Regions from separate parts of the Homo sapiens genome. Here region 1 is linked to region 2. A link is an interaction called in ENCODE POLR2A ChIA-PET data of the cell type or tissue named here. Cell type or tissue: MCF 10A. All regions are shown on one strand. Links, peaks and the distances in the headings refer to the core of each region. The heading gives the core; the rest is flanking DNA.

Region 1 (8,342 bases), core at 55-8,054, 84 kb after region 2:
TAAGAGACTTAGAGAATTGTAGTCCCTTTTCCTGGGGATTTAGTGTTCTGTGACAAATAGAACTCACATATTTCTTCCTGCATGATAAAAAGTCACCACCAGCATTTAATGATATCCAGAATTTTTAAAAAGAAACAGCTAAAAAAAAACCCTAAGTATTTGCAAAATATACATTGATGAACCTCCTCTTCCCTTATTTTACTATTTGTTTCATCTTATATTTTCAATGTCAAAAAATGCAAAACTTCAAAATAGTGACAGCTTAATAATAACTGCCATTTCTTTAATGCTTAACAAGGCACATTGCCAAATACTTTACATATTGTCGTGTAGCTAGTGAGATGTAACTTTTTTCAGTCTTGAGAAGCTTCCAGATAGTTGTGTCTGAATGGAGGCAGCAGATCCCTTAGAGTAGATCTTCAGTGGAGAGGACTCCGTTTCCTTTCTTGGATTTTTGAAGGTATGCAAATGCACCACGAGTAAGTGGTAATCATTGTCTTTGAGGAAGGATGTAACAGAATCTTCTACAACCGAACAAAGTCTTCTCTTCCCAATGTCCTGGCATTAAGAAAAGTTTAGTAAATTTACTCAGAAAATTAAAAATGCTCATTTGGGGAGAAATAAGAACAAGATCCAAACTCTCTCTTTTTGAGGCTCAACTCTACTAAAATTTCAATGATAAATGAAAATGGCACAAACCAAGATATTTATGTAGGAAATGATACCAAGGACCACAAAGGGCAACTTGGCTTTAAGGAAGAGGGCATAGAATGGAGACCTGGATTTGACACCAGATCTGACCACTTTTGTGCAAACTTGACTTCAGAAGAACTTGTTACTAGTAATTGGATTCAGAAAGCTCCTGGAAAACCCCTTCAGTTTACACAGCACATGCTCAGCCATCCAGCTCTTTGGACAGACTAAGGAAAAGAGAGGATTGAAGAGGATAATTACAAACTCTTGTCTTGTTTTTTGACGTGTAGATTTAGGTTCCAATAGACTCATCACCACAATTATTTCTGTTCTGCTTTTTAAGCCAAATTGAGGCAGATCAAAGGATGCCTGAAGAGTAACTTGGGCTGGCATCTTCTTCCATCAGTAAAGAAATTCATAATGGCAGCAGGGCTGCATTTACAAATGAGCTGATTGAGTAATGCACAACCACAGAGAGTGATGTCCTCATTGATTATGAAGGGAATAGCTCTCCTGGTTGATAATCGTGTATAATTCTCTACATTTTCAAAATTGTATGTATTATATATATGCATACACAGACTTACATATGCTACACAAATCCATAATCAGGAGAGGGTAGAGGACCCAGGGACACTCAATATGAGCACATATGAATCCTGGCTCATATTGGATGTAAAAGTTATGTAGGACTCAATTTGCATGCTTCTCTTCTCCTTCCTGTCTTTCCCAGCATGACCCCCTCCCCAAGACTATCAAAAACCACAGCTGTCTAGGGGATGTAGCTCTTCCTGTTTGCTGAGAGGCTATAAAGATACTACTTAGACAATAGGCTCCAACAACCCCGTGAAGATGCCCTGCTCTCTCTACACAGCTGGGCTATGAGACGGCATTCCTGTCACATAGATACAGAGGCCATTAAACTGACTGTGGGTTATTAGTACCACTTAGTCTAAGAACAATTAATTTGAGGCTGTGAATAAGAAAGGAGCTATGTTTTTGAGATGGACTTCATCCTCTAGAAGTCACTTCTATGTAATTTTAAATAGTAATGAAGAGGATAATGCAGCTGTAGACTGGACTTTGTAAGAAATGACATCTGGACATATGTGCTTTCTGGGTGCTTTACACTTCTACAAAGCAGAATTCTAGCTTCACAAAGCCAACCACTGGCAAGGGCCATATAAGTATGATCAACAATTGTCAACACTCCCCTGCTTCTCTCTGTTCTTGGAACAAAGTTCAAAATACCTAACATCCTCTTTTGTGCCCTGCCTTATCTAGGCCCACTTACCTTTCCAGCCTCCTCTGCCTGCAGTTGCCCACCTGCCATACACAAAGAACCCAACTGGCCCCTAACCAAGTGATCCAAATACTCAATACAATCCCAATACAAATTTCAGCAGAGGGGTGTTGTGTGTATATGTGTGTGTCTGTGTGTGTGTGTGTGTGTGTGTGTGTATGTAAACAGACAAATTGATATAGTAATCCAAAATGCATGTGAAATGCAAAGGACTAAGTATAGCAAGTCATAGTCAGTCTAGAAGAAGAACTGCAAAATTGGAAGAGGAGTTCTATCCACTGCCAAGGCAAATTATAAAGCTAGAGCAACAGTGTAGTATTGGCATAATCATATACAAATAGGCTAATGGAATAGAATAGGGAGTCCAGAAGCAGACCCACATATATAAGAATACAAATGACAAAAATCATATAGCAGAGAAGTGGGGATTTGTCATCACAACAAATTATGTTAAATTAATTGCATACCTATATAGGAAAAACATAAATCTGAACCTCCTACCTGATACTACTAAAAAAATCAACTCCAGATAAATTGTAGATCTAAATATGAAGTGCAAAACAATAAAACTTTCAGAAGAAAACATGAGAGATTATTTTGGAATAAATGAAAGTTTATTAAATAGGATACAAAAGGTACCAGAAATTTTAAAAATAAAAATGAAAAAGTTGTATTTATCTAAAAAACAAAACAAAAAACCAGTGGCCATGAAAAGGTAAGTCATTCAGTGGGAAATGGTATTTGCAACACAAATGTCTGACAAATGGCTCATATTTTTCAAGAATATATAACTCTTATAATCAATAAGGAAAAGACACACAAACCAACAGAAAAAAATAGGCAAAAGAGCAAAAGAGGCACTTTACAAAAGAGAATATCGAAACATGAAAGTATTCAACCTCATTAGCCAGAAATTGCAAATTAAAAGTACATGTGATATATCTGTACACTCACCAGAGTGACATAAATTAAAAAGACCAGGCCGGGCACGGTGGCTCAAGCCTGTAATCCCAGCACTTTGGGAGGCCGAGGCGGGTGGATCACGAGGTCAGGAGATCGAGACCATCCTGGCTAACACGGTGAAACCCCATCTCTACTAAAAAATACAAAAAAAAAACTTAGCCGGGTGTGGTGGCGGGCGCCTGTAGTCCCAGCTACTCGGGAGGCTGAAGCAGGAGAATGGCGTGAACCCGGGAGGCGGAGCTTGCAGTGAGCCGAGATCACGCCACTGCACTCCAGCCTGGGGGACAGAGCGAGACTCCATCTCAAAAAAAAAAAAAAAAAAAAAAAAAAAAAAAAAAATTAAAAAGACCAACAATACCATATCCTGATGAGGTTATGTACCGCATGTGGCAATGTAAATAGAAATGACCATGTTAGAAAACTGACGGTATTTATTTAAGTTGATTATATTCCTGTGACACAGTAATTCCATCCCTAGATATATGCCCAACAGGAATGTAAATAGGAATATGTGCATAGGAATAGTCATAGTAGCAGCATTTGTAATAACCCCAAATTAAAAACAATCCCAATGTCTATCAACAGTAGAATGATAAATAAATTGTGCTGTATCCCTACAATGGTGCACTATATGCAATGAAGATGAACTAAAACTACAATGAATCTCTCAAACATAATTGGCGAGAAAGTTGCCAGATGCAACCTTGTACATAGTATACGATTCAATCACTTATATGAAGTTCTAAAACAGGCAAAACTAATGTATTGGGACAGAGCCAGTATAACATTCATCTCCAGAGGAGCTAATAACTAGAAGAAGGCACAGGGGGACTCTGGGATGCTGGTAATATTCTGTTTCTTGACCTAGGAGTTAGTCACAGAGATACACGTAGTTAATAAAGGATCCTTGAGCTATACATTTTATTTGTGTATTTGTCTTTATGTATGCATGCATGCATGCTTAAATAAAATAATTCACCTTTTAAAAAAGCATTTTGTAGGAATCTTCAAGGCTGCCACTTACCCTCGTTTGAGGGAGGCTTTGATTCCCTTAAAGTTTGACCAGTTGAAGTTGCAGGGAAGTCCTATTTAGAAGATAAAAAATTAAGAGATCCGTGGAAAGTGACAATTGCTTAAGTTGGGTCTTGAGTATATTTCATTACTTTCTATTGTCTCAATATATTAGTCTCTCTAGTTTTGTATGTTTTACATTTTCTATAATAAAAGCATTTTTTTTCCTGAAACTCTATGGAAGTTTTGCATCCAACTCATATCAGCTACTGGGGTCTATTTCTATTCTATTTAGTATGTTAGCCCCCTAAGAAAACATTGTCATCAAAGCTTTTCGCTTACATAGGAAAGCTCTCCTCCTAGTTATTTGAATCTTTGGAAGTTATTTCTTGTGTATTCTGGTTTCTTTTTCTTCTTCTTAAAAATAAATATGATCGGGATTTCCTCTTGATCAAGACACCTACCAGCCAATTACCTTTCTTCCCACCCTCCTGTCATCACATAATGAATGACCAAATGACAAAAATAAACTCCAATGGAGAACACACATGGAAGTAGATAAAACTAAAAAATATGAGCTGAGAAGAGGAGACATCTATGTCTGGCTAAAGAGAGGCCCCATGCCAGATTAACTGAAAAGGAAATGATTAATTACAGCAATGTAGCAATAGAGATGCCCCAAGCGTTTCAGTGAAATCAAATGACGCAGGTTAGAGTCCAAAATAACAGGACGATTGACTTGGGAGTGGTGAAAACACTTTTAAAAATGTTTATGTCACATAAAAATGGCCCCGTTTTTACAAAAACAAACAAAAAAATACTTTAAAAGGTCAATACAGTAAAGCTACAGATAAAAGCTACAGATAATTTTATTTTCTATACACCAAATGTTCTTCCTAAATTGGAGGATAGAAACAGTGCTTTATAAGTCACTGATTTATTTTTTTAAACCATGGAAAAAGTGGTTACCATTCAGGAAGTCACAGATTCCTACATGTAAAAATATCTAACTCTGATCTATTTTTATTTTGGAATTACCATTTTTATATTCGTTTCATAACATTTTTTATGCCATTTTCACTTCTCTTTAAGGTTGAACTTTTGTTCATTTTTTTCTCCTCTTCACCCTAGATAAAGTGCTTTGCCCTCCCAGGTAAGGAATAGAGTGAAGAGTCCCTTTGTCCTGCAATCTAGTCCTACCGCCATCTTGCCTCTTCACAGAGAGAGAATAAGGAAAAGTGGCTCAGCTTTTTCACTAATTAAATTGCAACTCCCCAGTTGGAAGTTGGGCAGGCTGCAAAAATAAACTCCACTGTAGCTCAGTCCCTTGGAAATTCTAAACCAGTATGTATCCCCACCAACCCAAGCATCATGCTGGGTGTACTGTGAGACTCCAGGCTTGAATCTCAGCAGGAAGGAGGTTTAATGGTGTTACACAGGAAGTAGTTTAGAGTCCATGTTTCTTTGCAATGAAGAAATTCATTGAAATTAACCAAGAAAAGCATCAAAATATAAAACATGCCTGCTCTTTCTCTTCAGCAGTGCCTAAACTTATTTTAGGCCAGGAACGGTGTCTCATGCCTGTAATCCCAGCACTTTGGGAGGACAAGGTGGATCACCTGAGGTCAGGAGTTCGAGACCAGGCTGGCCAATATGGCAAAACCTTGTCTCTACTAAAAAAACAAAAATTAGTCACTCACGGTGGTGCACACCTGTAATCACAGTTACTTGGGAGGCTGAGGCAGGAGAATCGCTTGAACCTGGGAGGCAGAGGCTGCAGTGAGCAAGATCATGCCCCTGCACTCCAGCCTGGGCAGCAGAACAAGACTCCGTCTCAAAATAACTAACTAACTAACTAAATAAATAAATAAACTTATTCTAATCCCTCATTGAATGGAGGTAAAGGACAGAGAAGAGTTGGGGATAGCCCAACAAAAGCAATTCCAAGCAAACAGAGGCTGAACCATTCCCCAGATAACAAGAAAAGAACCTCAAGTTTCTCAGAGGCGATGAACTACCTTGTAGCAATGCAATATAAAAGTAATGGTAACTTGTGGTGGGTAGCTTTCAGTATGTATGAAGGACCCCTCCTTATCCATAACTTTAAAAGAGCCAGAATTTAAAATAAGAGTTATCACTTAAGCTGAGGTTGAGATTTATTTTTTCCTGTAAATGATAGTAAAAGTTTTGATATAAAGACATGGTGGCAAGGAGAGCATGGAATAGCAAGAACAGAATCAGACACTGAGGAACACCATTGGCTTTATGAAAGAGCCTACATGAGAGGCTAAGAATATTGTACACAAAGACTCTTGATATTCTTTAGCAAATCCCTAAAAATGAAGCATATAAAAAGCATACAGAACAGATTACAAATGATAAGCTGGCTATGGCTGAAGTGGAACCAGATGTTAAAGAACTAGAAGACCAACTTCAAGGTGGCCCAATAGAAGAGCGATTCTTCAGGCTGCAAATGAACTAAGTCTGGCAAGAAAAATAATGCAGTGGAAATTATGGGAACCATTAGTATAAGAGTTCCCACCAATCAGTGGGAATGACCAATACAATCATTAAATGATTTTAGCAGGTGGATGGGAAACTGATGTAACTAAATATTCTGTTATATTAAAAGTGCGTTGGCCGGGCGCAGTAGCTCACGCCTGTAATCCCAGCACTTTGGGAGGGCAAGGCGGGCGGATCACGAGGTCAGGAGCTCGAGACCATCCTGGCTAACACAGTGAAACCCCGTCTCTACTAAAAATACAAAAAAATTAGCCAGGTGTGTTGGTGGGCGCCTGTAGTCTCAGCTACTCGGGAAGCTGAGGCAGTAAAATCGCTTGAACCCGGGAGGCGGAGGTTGTACTGAGCCGAGATCGGAGATCGCACCATTGCACTCCAGCCTGGGCGTCAGAGCGAGACTGTCTCAAAAAAAAAAAAAAAAAAGTGTGTCCATGTTATCAATATATTGTAATCAAGAAAACTCATGCAGAAAATATTTAGCAGACTTGTTAAAATAAGTGACTTGTAATACTGTTTTGTAGATCAACTGTTTTTTGTTTTTTGTTTTTTTTACTTTAAGTTCTGGGATGTATGTGCAGAACATGCAGGTTAGTTACACAGGTATACATGCGCCATGGTGGTCTGCTGCACCTATCAACCCGTCATCTAGGTTTTAAGCCCCGCATGCATTAGGTAGTTGTCCTAATGCTCTCCCTCCTCTTTCCCTCCACTCCCCAATAGGCCCTGATGTGTGATGTTCCCCTCCCTGTGTCCATGTGTTCTCATTGTTCAGCTCCACTTATGAGTGAAAACATGCGGTGTTTGGTTTTCTGTTCCTGTGTTAGTTTGCTGAGAATGATGGTTTCCAGCTTCATCCATGTCCTTGCAAAGAACATGAACTCCTTCTTTTTTATGGCTGCATAGTATTCCATGGTGCATATGTGCCACATTTTCTTTGTCCACTCTATGATTGATGGGCATTTGGGTTGGTTCCAAGTCTTTGCTATTGTAAATAGTGCTGTAATAAACCTAAGTGTGCATGTGTCTTTATAGTAGAATTGTCTTGTGGATCAATTTTTGATTTGTATTCACAAAAATTATTTCAAGATAATATTTCTTTGAACAGAGAGGCTGTGGGAAGATTTGAAAATTAATTAAAATAATTGCTACAGATCTTCAATGCAGAGGCCATAATCAAGAAGTGAAGTTTCTTTAGCAGTATTTTCAATGTCCTTTAATTTTTTTATTGTCCTGAAAAAGAAAAGGCCTTTAATTATTATTGTCTAAATAAATTTATAGGTCACTGTTTGAAGTAAAGTAGTAAGAGTGAATATTTTCATATGTGATAAAAAAATACAAGTGGCTGGTCATAAAATTTGAAATTAACCTCCTTGGCTGTAATCTTATGTCTATAAAGTAAAATTTAAGTATATAATTGTGTACTGATTACAAAATCCATAATAAATGTCATTTTATTTTAGTCTTTATTTGAATTATTATTCCATTTACTCTATTTTCATATAGTTTTAATTTTATCATATTTTGTTGTTACTCTATTATTTTCAAAAATCTTCAAATTATAATTCATTGTACAGTTGAAGAAATTGGTACTTGAAAGAAATATTTCTTATTGCACAGGGGTAGTTGGAAAAACTTTTCTTTTTGTTGCATTTAAGGAAATTAGCTTTCTGGCCCCTCGGCTTCTAATTTTCTTGATCAACCCTGTTACATCAAGATAGAGGTGGAATTTCTGTAAAAGAAGAGACATTAACAGTTCCTGAAGTTTTTCTGGCATATGGATAGGCTTAGACTCAAAACATTTTGGTCATAAGGCTGCAAATGCAAAGTGGAATCACTAAGTAGTTTTTACTAA
Region 2 (8,342 bases), core at 44-8,043:
TTTCATGCAGCATTGAAAGTCCATTTCTCTTTCTCCAGGTTTTAATAAGACCAGAAGTTTGGCTTATCTGTTTGTTTAATATTTCCAAAGGTGTGAAGGGATTCAATGGTTCACTTCAGAATTTTCCTCACCTATTAAAAATTATTCTGATTCTTTTGATCTCTCCTCAGAAGGCTGAGGCTATTTTCTACAGCTTTCTTAGGTATACTCACTACATAATAATAATAGTGCCACAAACATTTATGCAAGGAATTCCTTCTTCTCTTAGTATATTTATCTCCAAGATACACCTACTAACTACCCTAATGGGTTTCTACACAAACACAGGTGGATGAGGTTGTAGGAAAACACAGTGGTAAAAGTAACTCTTTATAGCATTTGTTTCTCAAAACTTGGTTAAGGTATTACTAGCATTAAAAAGTGCCTGGGAGATTTGTTAAAAAAGGAATTCCTAGGTTGAATACCAGAAACTCCTAGGCAGATACAAGGTCTGAATAGTTGCTGGCAAAATGACCTGGGAACCTGCATGTTAAATAAACTCCCCAGGTGATGACTATATATGCTGGTACTTGAGAAACATCGCTTTGGGGAAGGAAAGTATTTCTTTGTGCATATTCAGCCAGAAACCATTCCTTCTCCTTTCCTTTTCTCCTCCCATTCCCCAATACTCTGGCTATATAACATTTAACACAGCATATTGAGTAGTCTGCTTGTGACAGAAAACTTATAAGAAACTCATAAATGCATGTTCATTTATCAGCCTCAATCTTCCGAACCCTCCTTTATTTGAGGAGATGATAGGCTGCCATTCAACATTGCCTCTCCCTCACAGGGCTGTGGGAGGCTGCAAGGTGTGGTTGCTGATAGCACAGACTTTGCAGTCAGAGAGACTTGAGTTTGAATTTCTTTGTGGGATCTTGGTTATATATCTCAACCTCTCTAAGCCTTATTTTTTCCCATTTATAGGTGAAATTAATAATTTCTATGTCATAAGAATGTTGTAAGCGTTATAATTAATATTGTATATAAAGAGGCCAGCTGTGTCTGGTCTACAGTAAGAACCTAATCAATATTGGGTGCCATTATTCTTGATAAGTTTAGGCAAGGGCTCTTCAGTCTCCATAGTTGTTCCTGTGGGATGGCACATGATTAAATGATTTTCTCATTCTTGAGTGCCTTGGGATAAAGCTTGGTCACATGTCTAGAAATTCTGGCATTCAGCTTTGGTATAGACAATTGAATAGAGTTCAGAAAAATGTTCAATTGAGAACAGAAATCTTAATAACCTCTATGTACCTTGGCAGTAAGGATATAAATGTTAAGATAGATCAGTCATACTTATCTTACTGATGAATTGAGTCAAAATGAAGGGAATTAAATTCTTATGATAAGCACCTGGGAGATCATAGACTCTTAATATCTCTTAAATCACGAACACTGAGAATCTGGTGAAACCTATAAGCCATTCCCCAGAAATATGCCATACATACATTTATAAGCAATTCTGCATTTAGTTGCAAAGAGATTCATGGACCCCTTGGAACCCATCTGAGTGTTTCACAGAAATGAAACACCTGCTTTAGAGACTGTCCATCAGAGACTGAGATTAATGAGGCTAGATCATTCCTAGATCATTTTCTCCTACATAGAAAAAAGAAGGATCAAATTAGCCAGGCATGGTGGCACATGCCTGTAATCCCAGCTACTCAGGAGGCTGAGGCATAAGAATTTCTTGAACCGGAGGGGTTGAGGTTGCAGTGAGCCGAGATCTTGCCACTGCACTCCAGCCTGGGTGACGGAGTGAGACACTGTCTCCAAAAGAAAAAGAAAAGGAAAGGATTATTTTCTGTATAGGATCATTTTCCACTATACAGAAAAAGAAGCCTTGAGGTTTTAGAAACCAAGGATTGCACTTTTACAATTTCAGCTCTTACATAAAATTGGCATTACTTCTGTTCAGCAGATGGATATTTCTACTATATTGGTCACTATACAAGGATGGGCTAGGCACGGCTAGTTATATTTACATGCATCTGACAGGTGTTGGATAGAGAAGAAAGGCTCTAGACATAAAATTTTAAGATTGCTTTCTTTTAACAGCTCCCTGGGGTAGTAGTCTGTGTTTTGAAATCTTAAATATAATAAGTCTGTTGCACAGGATCCTATAATCCATAGGACCCTATTTTCTTCCAGTCCAGACCCCTCATCACTGACCCCAACAATTCATGTTGGATTACCTATGCAGGCTGACATTTTCAATCTCAACTCTGAGAATCTTAGGAAGAGAAGAAGTTTGTAAAAAAAGGTCTCGTTTGACCCCTTCATTTTATAGATGGAAAGACTGAACCCCACAAGTAAATTAACTTGCCGAAGGCCACATAGCTAGTGGTAGAGCTAGAACTTGAAGCCAGGTGTTCCTTGCAATTTTCACTGCTTGGACAATTATTTCTCGGTTAATTTGGATCTGCTGATGCCAGTCTCAGCTTGTGTTCATAGATTTTTGTCTTTTGTCCATCTACTTCCTATTATAAGTGAACTTAGATTCTGAACATAGCTTTTCTGGAGGGCCCAATATCTATTTCTAATTGAGCACCTGAATTTACTTCTTCCCTTACCAAACATCTTGCCAGCCCCTCCAAGTAGGTGGACTCTTGGTAAGAGCCTTGCTAGACTTCCTTGCTTAGCCACTGTAGCCATCTCACAGCCGAGATACCCAGGAATATACCCCATCTCCATAGGAAGCCCCAGGGATCCTAGAGATAAACTGGACTCTCCTGGACAAAGGCTCAGGAACCTCAGGGCTTTTCCAGTCATGGCAAAGGCCAAGATATTTTTCCTTTCTGTTATTACGAACTGAGTCTACTGAATATGACATAAGGACACTGCTTTGTTCTCTCTCTAGAGAATATGTAATTTATTCTAGGATAATCTCCTTATTAGGAAGGATAATAGTAATTTACAAGTTTAATCACTTCTTCTAATATGCAACCATAGCACCTGACTTGACATTTCAAGATTCACTGTCACCACACATCAGAAAGCAGGAATGAGGACACATAAAAAGCTGTGATGTGCAGTGTGAGACAGTTCAATTTTTTTCCTCTGTGTTAAGTATTGGACTATTGGGTAATTATGAGAAAAAAAAAGTTAAATCTTTTTTTAACATCATACACTAAAATAAATTCCAGAGGGATTTAGAATTTAAATATGGTAAAGAAACCATAATAAAAGACATATAATTAATGTTTATCTAATTTGGGGTTGTGAAGATTTTTTCTGAGCATAAAAGCAAAGGAAGAAGCCTTAAAGAAACAGACTGACAAACATAACTACATACATATTAACTACATTTCATTAAAAATTACATAGAAACAAATTAAAAGGTAAATGTCAAACTTATAAAGCATCTAGCTTTTGTGAACCAAGGCCATAAAACAAAACTAAGGCCATAAAGAAGCAACCCCAGAAGACAAAGAGCTGAAGGGTATGAAATATTGAGCTTCATTAGTAATTAAATACAAGCATATTAAAATGAGATACCATTTTCACCTATCAACATAGCAAATATTTTAAAAGATAATAAAAGTAGTTTTGACAAGGGTTTTGGAAACTGGCACTTTCACACATATATTCCTGGAGGGAATATAAAATGGTATAGTCATTCAAGGCAGCATCTTGTCAATATATATAAAAATCATTAAAACATGCTTGCCCTTTGACCCAGAAATTCCAATTCTGAGTGTTTATCCTGAGGAAATTGTCAGAGATGACAACTAATATTTACTGACAATGGTGTTTAAGCATGATTAGATGACTTTAAGGAAATTTGTGTTTATACAATGGAACACTGTGAAAATATAAAACTCCTGCCTTTAAATCTCATGTCCCCTGATGTGGTTATATCAGCTCCAGGACTAGGCTTACATATTCAAAGAAAGGAGTTTTTTAAACTTGTTCCTAATACTGCCCACTGGAAACTATTTAAACAAAATCCTGCTGGAAGAGAATAAACAAAAGGCGTTGTAGCTGAGTGGGAAGAAGATTTGAGGGATAGCATGAGTTTTAAAGGTCAAAGCATATTGATTTAGACAGGAGAAAGTATGTTTAATATATTGTAGAATGGGTTTTAAAAACAGATTACAAAATAACGTCTATATTAAGATCCCAATTTTGTAAGATGTGTGTGTATTAAATCTACATTGAGATGTTAACTATGGTTAGTGACCTCGAAGTGGCAGGAAAGAGCTTATCTTTATTTGCAGTATTCCAAAATTTCTCCTGTAACCATGTATTCAGAAAAAAAAGTGTTATTAAAAATAAGGAGAATCAGCCTTTGTAAAGGTGATTAGAAGCTTTCTGGGCCTTACTTTGCTTCCAGGGCCAGAGCGAAGATGCCAGCAGCCAGAGGTGCAGAGGCCGAGGTGCCTGTGTGCGTCTCCGTGCAGTCATTGTGCAGGTCAGCGCTCGTCTGGATGACGTCAGGAAGGAGAGAAAGGCAGGGAGAACACGTGAGGAGTGTGGGCCTGTCTTGGGGGTTAACTGTACCAAAGGCTGCATCTGCTATGACCAGGAAACTCAGCTGATTCGATTGCCTACTTTCTCCTCTAAACCACAGGCGGATGTTTGCCATCTGCTGATATTTTAGTTCACCCTCTATATGCAACTTCTCTATAATTCTGGCAGCAAGATGCCTTTTCTGGGGATGAAGTACTCCCACTACGAATATTTTCTTTTCTGAGATTCCCAAACGAAATGCTGTCTATAAAAAACAAAGTTTCAAAATCACTGTGAATCATGCTGGCCCATTAATCATCGGGTCCATTGTGTTTGGTCTGGCATATTTAGAAATTCTGTCTCATACAAAATTCCCTTTTGCCTTCAGATTGACATTTGGCTGCCTCTTCAGCCCAAGGATATGAAGACATCCTGGCCTTAGCCATTTGAACTACTTGCACAAAAAATGCTTAATATGTAGTTTGCACTCACTGTTGAACTAGATTTGATACCTGTGAGTTGGTGTCCACATTTACACTTTGAGGAAAACGATGGGTCTTTAAAATGGAAAGTGTGCTGGACTTAGTTCTGGGTTCAAATTCTCTAACTGCTACTTAATAGATTTGTCCTCGGGCAAGTCATTTGGCTCCCCATCTGTAAAATGCGATTTATATTTTCTGACTCATATGCGAGACTTACCCGAGATGTTCTCTGTGAAAGTAGTTTTACATAATTTTCTTGCAAGTAAGGAATTACCCTGGCTAACTTTAGGGTAATGAAGAGATTGCTGAGATGAAGGGAAGAAACTGAAAAGACTTCCTGTCTGCCTTAAGGACCACGGCGCTGCTGGTTGGGCCAAGGGATTACTAACAAGACACCCACCCAGGCTCCAGCACCGAAGTTCTAGCTCGAGATTTCGATGTGTGGGAGGGAGGTGTAAAAAAATAATTTGTTCTATTATCACCTCCATTGGCTTCCTGCTTGGAGTTGCTGAATTTCTCAAGTTATGATGGCTCTGCTCCTCAGAGGGCTGCGGAAGCAAGGTTGCCCTTTTTACCTGTTGACGCAAGCAAGCCCCCAGAGATGACTATGCTGAGGAAAAGGTTTGCGTAAGAAAAAGGTTATGTTACTGAGACTGTCTCAAATAGAATCCACCAGCTGTCTCTCCTAAGGCTGGCTTTCTTAAGGAGGGAGTTTTACAAAGATAGAAAATCTTTCTTCTGCTTCAGTGCAGGTTACCCAAGATAAGGAACAGTCTGTGAAATGGTGATTCTGAAATGCCCAACAGGCCATTTTCTAAAGGCAGCTCTGGACACCCAGGGAAATGACAACAGCCAGGGGCTCTGAAGACAAGTGGGGCAGATGTCTGATATGCCCCTTTCAAACCCTTTAAAATGTGCCTGCCATAAAACCCCTCGGTAGAATGCCACTGTCTATTACTTGAGTAGCTGAAGAGATGCGCGTGAGAAGCAGGCCCACACTTCTAAGTTGAGACCACAGCTTTACTGTCTAAACTAGCTTGCAGAAGTGATCCTGTATGAAGAAGATGTTCGTGTTGACAATTTTGTTGAGATGCCATTAATAGGAATCTTGCACGCATTCCAAGGTCATTATTATAGGGTTCACCCACCCTCTAATTAGATCATGACCTGCTATTTCACTGAGATAGGATCTATATACTTTAGCTAGTTGGTCCTTTCTGTGTCAGGAGTTAAATTGGGGGCCTTACATTTTTTAAATTAAAGGTGTCTCCCTTTGTTCTCAAAGCCCCTAAATGCCCCTCCATCGTCATGCCCTTGAAGGGAAATCCAGTAATTGCCCTTGGCCGTCTGACTCATGGAAGCAAAGGCGCAGGCAAGCGTGGGCTGGAGGAGCTCTCTGAGCATACGACCTCCCCGAGCTGCTTACCCAGATGCTGAGCAGTTCACCTCAGGGGACACTGAAACTGCTATTTTCCTGCAGGTCATCCATTCTTAGGAGACATAGCTGGTGTAGACTCTGTATTTTTATCATCTGCGACAGGGCAGGTCAGACTATATCCCTGCTGTTAAAGGATCAGCAAGTACAAGGGTGATAAAGCCCCTACAACCCTGAGATCTCCTTTAAGGCTGTTTCCAGGGAGGCATCAGACAAGCAGAAAAGACATTTGGAGTCTCCGCTGTGTGTAATGACAGGTTTGGTGGCTTCTCAAGGCTGGGTTTAAAAATGACAGAGGGGAAGATCATCTTGGCAGAAGTGTCATTATCCCTGGAGAGAAAACTTTCTGATGGATGCCAGCCTTTCAAGTGAGTAAGTGTGAGTTCTCCCAACTGAGACATCAAGCTTAAGCGAATCAGTCGTACCAAAGGTCAGTTAGGGGAATCATTTCACATGCATGCCACGCTCTCCTAACTAAGCAGAGAGAATTAGACAAAAGCAACATACGATTCTCTGGTCGGTGTAATCTCCGCTGCTGTAAGAGGTGGCCAGTGTGGAGGAGCACTTCTCAGCGTACCAGGGGGATAGGCCTTGCTGGGAGGCACTGCTGATGGAGATGGTGTAGATGCTGTCTGTGTAGCCATCACAGTCACAATTATCTCCCTGACGCCCCCCGTTTCCCGAAGCCCAGACGAAGATGGACCCCTTCCCCTGTCTCCCCTAAAGGAAAAGCCAGAATGCATATTATCTGTTATCATCTATTGGGGTCATTGTTATATCCCAATAAAATCCCCAACGACTACATGTGTGAAATTCTCAGAGACAGCTATTTGGGATCTATTTTCAATTCCAGATCTTTTGGCTTCGATATTGGAAATCTCACAAGGCTGTGTATTATAAGCCACTGGACTCTGGCCCTGCCAGTCTCTGGGCCCTCCTGGGGTAGGGCTGAGCACACGCTTTTCTTTCTTATGCAGATTCATAATCTAGCGTTTTGCACTTGCTCATATTTTTCCACCCTTCTCTTAGTTTATGTCACTGCACTTAAATCTTTGAACTTCCTCTCTTTCTTTCTGCTTCAATCTTCTGGCTGACTGATAGAATGACAAAATTAGGAATTATTCAGATCTGCCTTGCAGCTGCATTAAAAGGGACTCTTCAATTGAATGGAACTCGTCAAAGCCGCCCTTTCTATGATTTTTCAATTTGTGCTCTCCAGAGTTTCTACTTTTGTTTCATCTTATGGAGCACAAGGCTTTAGAATCTGTGCAAGAATACAGTAAACCCAAGTGACAGAGCAATCCAACCAAGGCACAGGTATTCAACAGGCACGTGCAGAGCAGAAGGCAACACGTTTCTATATTTGAAAAGCATTTCCGCGCTTGGAAGAAGACTGAGTAGTTTTTTACTAGTGTAAAAACCCAAAAGCAGCAGGAAAATGAGTAAGGAGAAAGAAATGTCCAGAAGCACTTTTAAAATAAATATGCTAAAAGTAATAAATTTCCATTCAACCTCAGACCCAAATAGGGAAAATTCATTTTATTTATTTATATTTAGTTTTGAGGCAGGGTCTCACTCTGTCACCCAGGCTGGAGTGCAATGCTGCAATCTCAGCTCACTGCTACCTCCGCCTTCTGGGTTCAAGCAATTCTTGTGCCTCAGCCTCCCGAGTAGCTGGGACTATAGGCATCTAAGTTGAGACCACAGTTTCACTGTCTAAACTAGGTTGCAGAACAGTGCAACCTAGTTACACCTGGCTAATTTTTGTGTTTTTAGTAGAGGTGGGGTTTCTCCATATTGGCCACTCCTGGCCTCAATTGATCTGCCTCCCTTGGCCATCGCGCCTGGCCACAAATAGGGAAAACTTTCTTAAGCCTTAACTCCCATCCCTCTGAAGAATGATTTGGCCCTCTAAGTGCATTTAAAATTGT

What was found. ChIA-PET counts read pairs that join two places held together with the same protein. Peaks named below come from ENCODE experiments on the same cell type or tissue, not always from the same donor. Only the 100,000 strongest peaks of a DNase experiment are listed, where the experiment ranks them.
Region 1: POLR2A ChIA-PET joins it to region 2 with 36 read pairs; 2 of 35 experiments call an interaction of 5 or more read pairs at or near these places.

What each region holds. Positions count from the first base shown.
Region 1 is chr5:96,488,228-96,496,569 of GRCh38, forward strand. All of the region lies in intron 4 of LOC101929710 (a long non-coding RNA gene), which reads left to right. It also overlaps a transcript of CAST not described here and the pseudogene LOC102724070. Among named protein-coding and RNA genes, the nearest start is that of PCSK1, 59 kb to the left of the region's middle. In MCF 10A, for the core only: no CTCF peak of the experiment used is centred there; a DNase peak (open chromatin) is centred at 4,654.
Region 2 is chr5:96,403,856-96,412,197 of GRCh38, forward strand. PCSK1 (proprotein convertase subtilisin/kexin type 1) reads right to left here. Exons shown (of 14, transcript NM_000439.5): 8 at 6,919-7,131; 9 at 4,368-4,468. The region is part of intron 4 of LOC101929710 (a long non-coding RNA gene); the gene reads left to right. It also overlaps a transcript of CAST not described here. Among named protein-coding and RNA genes, the nearest start is that of PCSK1, 25 kb to the right of the region's middle. In MCF 10A, for the core only: no CTCF peak of the experiment used is centred there; DNase peaks (open chromatin) are centred at 4,666, 4,796, 5,146, 5,366 and 1 weaker place.